Linked DNA regions of Homo sapiens: region 1 is linked to region 2. The links are chromatin contacts, found by Hi-C or POLR2A ChIA-PET in ENCODE. All regions are on one chromosome and are shown on one strand. The core of a region is the stretch at or near the end of the contact, and the rest is flanking DNA. Distances in the headings are between cores, read along the strand shown. Region 1 holds the start of CKAP4 (cytoskeleton associated protein 4). Region 2 overlaps CHST11 (carbohydrate sulfotransferase 11).

Region 1 (3,820 bases), core at 644-3,143, 1.6 Mb before region 2:
TATCCTCCCTGCTCTCCTCATATGCAAATCATTCTTCAAGGCACTGCTCAAGGTCTTTCTGCCCCCAAAGCCTGCCCATGTACAGGCCAATGGTTTGCTTTCCAAATCTCTTTACATTTATGTTCCCAATTTACCTAAGTTAGCCCTCAACAGGTTTCTGTATATATCTCCAAGTGTAGTGCAGGCTCCTTGAGGGCAGGCACACAAGTGTTCATTCATTCACTGGAGGCTTTTAGCAACACCTTATAAAGCGAGAAAGAAGGAGAAATATAAACTATGGTTGCTTCCAGTCCTCAGGGAGGGGAGACATACCTGGCACACAGTGGGCCCTCAACAAAGGTTTGCTATATTGAACTAACATATATGCCTCTCGTTGCAATTACTTGCTAAGTCCCATGAGAGGTATCAAATGGTGTTATAGGGAAAGCATCATCAAAGAGGTGGCATTTGAACCCTATAGGCTTTAAGGGCAGGGCATGGTTTTGTCTTTGTTTACAGAACTGGGAGGAGGTTACAGACAGAAGAAACAGCATTCCTACTACACACAGTGCCAGGTGCACACAGTGCCAGGCACACATCACTCACCAGAAACTGGGGAAAGCAGTGGAATTGAGTGAGTTCTGTCCCTGCCCCGGCACCAATTAGACTGAGTGAGTGGGCAAGTTGCTTAACTTCCCTGGGCCCCCGTTTCCTTCCCATTCTGAAGTGATTAAGCTGCACAGACTTCAGAAAGAAGCAGACTGAGTGAGGTTCGAATGATGACTATATGTGACCTTGAGCCAATCCGAAGCCGGCTCGCTCAGTCTCAATTTCCTTCCTATAAAATGGGTAAAATAATTTCTACCTCACAGGGCTTTTGTGAGATTTCGAGAACATATGTGAGTCGCTAACCACACAGCCTGGCAATACCAGATTTCCTTTTACAAAAGTAGGGGTGACAACGCTGATCTGCCTCTTTCTGTGTGGCTGCTGCTGCCTCCGCAGCACCCATCCCAGAGGCTGTCAGGAGTAGGGGCCGTGGACAAACTTCATGACCCCGAAAGAGAAAACAGAGCTGAAGGGGCTTCGGGGGGAAAAAGTAAAGAGCTGGCCACAGCAGGCTAACTTGGCTAACGGGGACACTTGGTGAATGCGTCCCCTTGAACAGACTTACCACAGTCGAGAATCTTTGCTAACTCGCATCAACCATGCCTCCCAAGCTGGCTGGATTTTGGACAGCCTTTTTTGTCTCCGCCTTCAAACCCAAGGCAAAGGACAAGGCCCAACCCCATGGCGGGCTGGGAGAGTGAAAGCAGGGGGAGTCCCCCAATTCCCAGCGGAAAGGAAGGGCGATCTGTTCCCACCCGCTGACTCCCACTCCCGGGGCCAGGGCTCCTTGGGCGCCCCCCTTCATTTCTCTCCTCTCCGCACAGGTCGGGAAGGGAGGGGGTCGCGCTTGGCCCGCGGCGCAGGTTCACCCCGGCTTTCGTCCCTCCGACCCCGCCTGGCCGCCCATCCCCGACCCCCGTGGACCCTGCTCGGCCGCCCCGGCTGGGGTCGATCTGGCCCTCCGCCCCCAGCCTGCGTGGAACCCGCCGGGCCGCCAGCCCCACCTCGGCCGCGTCCCCTCCCCTCCGCTCCGCTCTTCTCCCCTCCCCTCGCGGCCACCTCGGTGCCCACCCCGGCCTCCGCAGACCCCGCCGGGACCCCGCCCCGCGCCCAGCCACCCCCGCGCCGGCTTCCCGGCCCCCGTAGACCCCGCCCGGCCCTCCCTCTCCGGGGTCGTGGCGGCGGGGAGGAGGGGCCGCCGGGCCGGCGTGCGTGGCAAGCTCTCCCGGCTCGGCTCGCTCGGCCTCCCTTACCGGGAGGCGGGGTCGGCGCCGCGGCGGCGGAGGCAGGCCCCCTCCTCCCGCCTCCTCGGCCCGGCCTCCTTCCCCGGCCGCGCGTCCTCTCGCCGCTCCGACGCCAGCAGCGCCCGCGTGCCGCTCGCCCAGTCCCGGGGGAGCCCCTGCAAGTTTCCCGGGCCGCGCGCCGCGCTCGCTCGCCTCCCAGCCCGCGGCCCGAGCCGCCGCCGCGCCCGCCATGCCCTCGGCCAAACAAAGGGGCTCCAAGGGCGGCCACGGCGCCGCGAGCCCCTCGGAGAAGGGTGCCCACCCGTCGGGCGGCGCGGATGACGTGGCGAAGAAGCCGCCGCCGGCGCCGCAGCAGCCGCCGCCGCCGCCCGCGCCGCACCCGCAGCAGCACCCGCAGCAGCACCCGCAGAACCAGGCGCACGGCAAGGGCGGCCACCGCGGCGGCGGCGGCGGCGGCGGCAAGTCCTCCTCCTCCTCCTCCGCCTCCGCCGCCGCTGCCGCCGCCGCCGCCTCGTCCTCGGCGTCCTGCTCGCGCAGGCTCGGCAGGGCGCTCAACTTTCTCTTCTACCTCGCCCTGGTGGCGGCGGCCGCTTTCTCGGGCTGGTGCGTCCACCACGTCCTGGAGGAGGTCCAGCAGGTCCGGCGCAGCCACCAGGACTTCTCCCGGCAGAGGGAGGAGCTGGGCCAGGGCTTGCAGGGCGTCGAGCAGAAGGTGGGTACCCCCGGCCCCGCAACTGTCCCCATCGACTGCGGCCTCCGGACCCACGGCCGGGCTCCTTCGTGCTTCCCGACCGGCCCCTAGCGCTGCCTGCCCAGGCCCGGAGGCGGGAGCCGGCCGCTCCTCCTTGGCGGGCCCTGGCCTAGACATCCCACTCCACGCGGCCCCCTAGTTCCGAGGCAGTCCCCAGACCCCCTTTGTTAATGGCTGCGGAGGAATCGGCCCCGAGGGATGGGCCGCCGCGAGGATGCCCAGGCCCGCCTGGCAGGGTGGGCCAAGGGCCTGTCACAGGGCATTAGCGGTGACCTGTAAGGAAGCCGGCAGGCTCCGGGGAGCCCATTCTTTCTGCATTAGGAACCGCTGAATGGGCAGAGCTGTCTGAAAAGGAGGTTGGAAGGGAAGCCAGCGCATCCCTGGAAGCCTCAGGCAAGGCCCCACCTCAGCTCTGCCTGTGGGAGACATCCGAGCGGGGTTTTTAATAGACCCGGAGCTGGCATTCTTACTCATTTGCAGGTCCAAATGAAATACCATCTATCTTTAGGTCCCTTGTCCTGTATTGGACCAGCCTGCCCAGGTGGGCCTTTGACGTAGTCCTACTTCAGCTTTTTTGGGTTTTCTTTTGAGAGGGAGTCTGGCTCTGTCGCCCAGGCTGGAGTGCAGTGGTACGATCTCAGCTCACTGCAACCTCTGCCTCCCAGGTTCCAGCGATTCTCCTGCCTCAGCCTCCTGAGTAGCTGGGATTACAGACATGTGCCACCATACCCAGCTAATTTTTTATTAGTAGTAGAGACAAAGTTTCACCGTATTGGCCAGGCTGGTCTCGAACTTCTGACCTCAAGTGATCCGCCTGCCTCGGCCTCCCAAAGTGCTGGGATTACAGGCGTGAGCCACTGCGCCCGGCCCTACTTCCGCTTTAGGGGAAGAGGAGGGCCAAAAATACTAGATCATACTGGTGAATAATACTTCTAGCCACATTTATATGGTGTTTAGAATGCTTACTCACTCACATATTATCTAATTCTTATAACTACCCTGGGAGGGAGGACTAACAGTTTTGATTTCATTTCCCAGAGCAGAACATTGAGGTTTAGACAGAGGAATGAGTTGACAAAGTCCCCAGCTGGTGAGTGACAGACACACGAGAATGTCTAGGCCACTGCCCTGTTCGTCAAGGGTCCACAGGGGTCCATTTCAGGTATGGATGGACCCAACTCTCAAGGCGAAGGTGCTTAGCTTCCACCCTTCTGTGGTTTTTCCATACCAAGTACAG
Region 2 (3,875 bases), core at 1,351-3,850:
TCACTGTTGTATCCTCAGCAACTAGCATGGTACCCAGCACAGAATAAGCACTCAGGGATTATCTGTGGAATGAATGATTGAGTAAATGAATGGATGAATGAATAAGTAGTATTTATCAGACACTTTAGGCTCTGATGATTCAGCGCTGAGCCTGGCACATTGGTCCTGGTCTTCACTGAGCTTAGAGTCTGGGACGGGAGAGGGGTGCAAAGGAAATAATAAGTTATTTTGTCTTTTTGAGACGGAGTCTTGCTCTGTCGCCAGGTTGGAGTGCAGTGGCGCAATCTCGGCTCACTGCAACCTCTGTAGTCAACTAGCTGGGACTACAGGCACGTGCCACCATGCCCAGCTATTTTTTGTATTTTTAGTAGAGGTGAGGTTTCACCGTGTTGGCCAGGATGGTCTTGATCTCTTGACCTCGTGATCCACCCACCTCGGCCTCCCAAAGTGCTGGGATTACAGGGGTGAGCCACTGCACCCGGCCAGAAATAATGGTTTAATCACCACTACGATGAAGGTGAACTCCAGGGTTCCATGAGAAATCAGTTTAGGGAGGTTAGGGAAAGGTACCCTGAGAAAGCAACATTTAAGACAAGGTCTGAAGACTAAGTAGGTGTTGGCCAAGTGAAGTGGAGGTGAGAGGAGGAACACTGCCAGCAAAGGCCACCAAGAGGTTGCAGCAAGAGAGAAAAGGAGGAGGAGAAAGTGGGGTGGAAGCGAGGCATGGAAGGAGGGCAGACTAACGGGATGCGGGGAGTGGATCTCGCAGGGCCCTGGAAAGTGGAATAGAGGATATGAAATGCAACTTCTCCCCTGTAGGGGAAGCCAGCATGGGAGCCATTACCTGGGTCCATTCACCAGGGAGGCACTGGCTGAGCCGGCAGCATCCTGCATGCGGGACTCAGAAAGAAATCAGGGGAGGGGCTAGTGTGAGCAAAGCGCTGGAGAGTATGGTGCCATCACCAAGGTCCCCAAAGAACATGTTTGCTGAAGCCACCATGATGACGAGCTTGATCATGACAGGCAGAGCTGGTGAGGGTGGAAGAAGAGATGATGGCCCCACTGGGAGCCACACCCTAATTTGTAGGTAGATGGATACCCTTTAGGATAAAGAGTGGTGCTCTGTCAACTCATCTTATTTGGTGCTGTTGTTTTTTCTTGTTTGAGGTTTGTTTATCCTTTCATTTCCTAGTTTAATTTCCTTTTAATAAAGCTCTAATCTTGTCTTGGCTCACCTAATGGGAAAAGGGATTAGTCCACAGCTAAGCCAAGGGGAGGGTGGGGGGGAAGGACTTGGAGCCCTTGGAGGCCAGGACCAGCAGGGGAAGGTGAGTGGGTGGGAAGGGCCCCCCAGAGCCCAGGCAGACAAACAGCAAACTCAGAAGGGGCCAAAATAAAGACAACTGCGGTGCCCACCCCCACCTGCAGGTTGCTTTTCCAACAAGCCCAGCTGGGCTTCCAACACAAATATTTCTTGCAAAGCAGAATAGGAGGCCTGAGCTCCAGTCCTGGCCCAGCCCCCTGGCTCTCTGTTGGGTCAGTTCTTTAACTTCCTGAGCCTCAGTTTCCTCACCTGTATGGTGGGGATGAGAATCACAGATTCCACCTCAGAGGATTATTGCCAAGTACCTGGCTCAGAGTGGGTGCCCTCCAACCATGGGAACTATTATTATTAATTTAAAAGTGGAAGGCCGGGCGTGGTGGCTCACGCCTGTAATCCCAGCACTTTGGGAGGCCGAGGTGGGCAGATCACGAGGTCAGGAGATCGAGACCATCCTGGCTAACATGGTGAAACCCCGTCTCTACTAAAAATACAAAAAATTAGCCGGGCGTGGTGGCGGGTGCCTGTAGTCCCAGCTACTTGGGAGGCTGAGGCAGGAGAATGGCGTGAATCTGGGAGGAAGAGCTTGCAGTGAGCCATCATGCCACTGTACTCCAGCCTGGATGACAGTGCAAGACTCTGTCTCAAAAAACAAAACAAAACAAAAAAAGTGGAAGAAGGCTCGCTGCAGTGATCTGTCCTCAGGTTTCATGCAGATAAGCCATGGGCCTGTTCCAGCACAGGGCTGGTCTCTACAGCAAATCCTACCAGCTCTGCTCCTGCACTATCTTCCAGACTGAAGCCTCTAAGGGGTCTCATCCCAACCCTACTTTCAAGGGACAGATCTGAGATGGAGGTCCAGCCAGTCTTCCCCTACCTACACTGGTCAGTCTGCCACCGGGCTCTGAGACAGAACCACCCCAGCTGCACTCTGCCTGCCAGGGCCAGGGCCAGGACTCAGCCAGAGACTCCAAACCTGACCCTCTTCATCGCCTCCCCAGTGCTGCTTCAAGGATTTGAAAACCAGAAGCAGGAAAGCTCCCCTAGAAAGAGGGCATGCTGGCTTGGCAGGATGCCCAGGCAGCACCACGCCAGCTGCAGGGAGCCCAGGTGTGTCTTTTTGGCAGATGCAAGCAGGGCCACTCTGCCTTTGAAGAAAGAGGATTGGCCACACGTTAGACACTGAAGGCAGGAAACAGAATCTGGCCTCAGTGAGGGCTGGAACCAAGGAGAAACCACTTACAAGATGGCTGAGGAAAGACATCAGTAGGGAGGCCACCGAGTGGAATCATAAGCGGTGGAGAGTCAAAAGGCAACCTGAGACGAAATGCAGCAAGTGCATGCGGGAGTCCACCCAGATGCAGGGAAGGTAGGGGGTGTCCAGGAGCTTCCATGGACAGATATCCAGGAGGTGCACGCTGGGAGGGTGGCTGCGGCAGAGATTTCCCAGCAGCCTCTGAGCAGCAATAAGCACAGTGAGGAGGAAGCAGAAGTCCCTCTCTTCAGAGGAAGCAGTTCTCCATCCCGTGAGCCAATCCACAACTGGCCGGACAGCTCCTTGCAGAAACCGTCCAAGAAAAGCAGTCTCCACTAGCAGATAGCAAAGGCAGAGAGACCTAAGAGGTTCCTTTGTTTGCTAACTGCACCCCTAAACTCCAGAGGAAATAAGAAAATTCAAATTGCTTCCTCTTGGTACCAGAGGAATCAGGTTTGACAAGTCTCTTTATGAGATGACAGCTGAGAAATGTTCTAGAGAGGTCCCTTCTTACCCTGGGTTAAAACAGTGAAGTCTTGGCTTTCCAGGAGCTGGAAAACACGCTCATGAGACCCAGACCAGATTCTCAGGCACAACTGATGTTTCCATCCCTGATCTAGAATAAGCCATTCCAGGCAAAGGAATTTTCCAGATAGGAAAAACTCCTCAAGTGCAACAACAAAAAAAAGTCATGAGAACTTTGTGTGTGTGTGTGTGTGTGTGAAGAAAAAGTCTCTGAATGTCCTCTTAAGTTCCTCAAATGGAAATCCCCTAAATGTGCTGGAGTTCTTGAAAAGAGCATATTGGAAGAAATCTGTTACTGATAATCCCACACAAACACGCTACCCACTACAGTGGCACACTGCCCCTACCATGGTACAGAGGGAAAGACTTGGACTTTGAAAACACAGGGTAGAACCCCATCTCTGCATCTGACGTATCTAACCCTCCAAACTTCTGCTTCCTCATCTCTAAAATGGGTGGTGAGGAGCAACAACAAGGTTTGCGGTTTTTTGTTTTGCTTTGTTTTAAGAGATAGGGTCTTGTTCTATTGCCTAGGCTGGAACACAGTGGCACAATCATAGCTCACTACAGCCTCAAATTTTTGGGCTCAAGCTATCCTCCCGCCTCAGCCTCCCACAAGTAGCTGGGACTACAGGCATGTGCCGTCATGCCCAGCTAATTTTTTAATTTTTTTGTAGAGACAGGGGTCTCACTATGTTGCCCAGGCTAGTCTTGAACTCCCAGCCTCGAGTGATCCTCCCGCCTCAGCCTCCCAAAGTGCTGGCATTACAGGTG

What was found. A loop is a pair of places that touch in the nucleus more often than their neighbours do. ChIA-PET counts read pairs that join two places held with the same protein, here RNA polymerase II (POLR2A). Pooled maps may share reads with other maps.
Region 1: a pooled map shows a loop between it and region 2 (3-fold over the local background). The contact joins the promoter of CKAP4 here to the enhancer-like site in region 2. A Hi-C loop is called at or near these places in 1 of 50 pooled maps. POLR2A ChIA-PET finds 5 or more read pairs at or near these places in 2 of 52 experiments (HCT116 and HEK293T).

Annotation. Positions count from the first base shown.
Region 1 is chr12:106,246,093-106,249,912 of GRCh38, reverse strand. It overlaps CKAP4 (cytoskeleton associated protein 4), which reads left to right and starts at 1,893. Exons shown (of 2, transcript NM_006825.4): 1 at 1,893-2,544. The coding sequence starts at 2,062. LOC124903008 (a long non-coding RNA gene) reads right to left here and starts at 1,641. Exons shown (of 2, transcript XR_007063443.1): 1 at 1,154-1,641; 2 at 1-242. RefSeq lists silencers at 1,318-1,657, 1,688-1,997, 2,658-2,747.
Region 2 is chr12:104,643,061-104,646,935 of GRCh38, reverse strand. All of the region lies in intron 2 of CHST11 (carbohydrate sulfotransferase 11), which reads right to left. Among named protein-coding and RNA genes, the nearest start is that of MIR3922, 53 kb to the right of the region's middle. RefSeq lists enhancers at 2,723-2,772, 3,670-3,719. Within about 2 kb of position 2,600, at least 15 of the 41 ENCODE cell types and tissues checked have a DNase peak (open chromatin) inside an H3K27ac peak, as active enhancers do.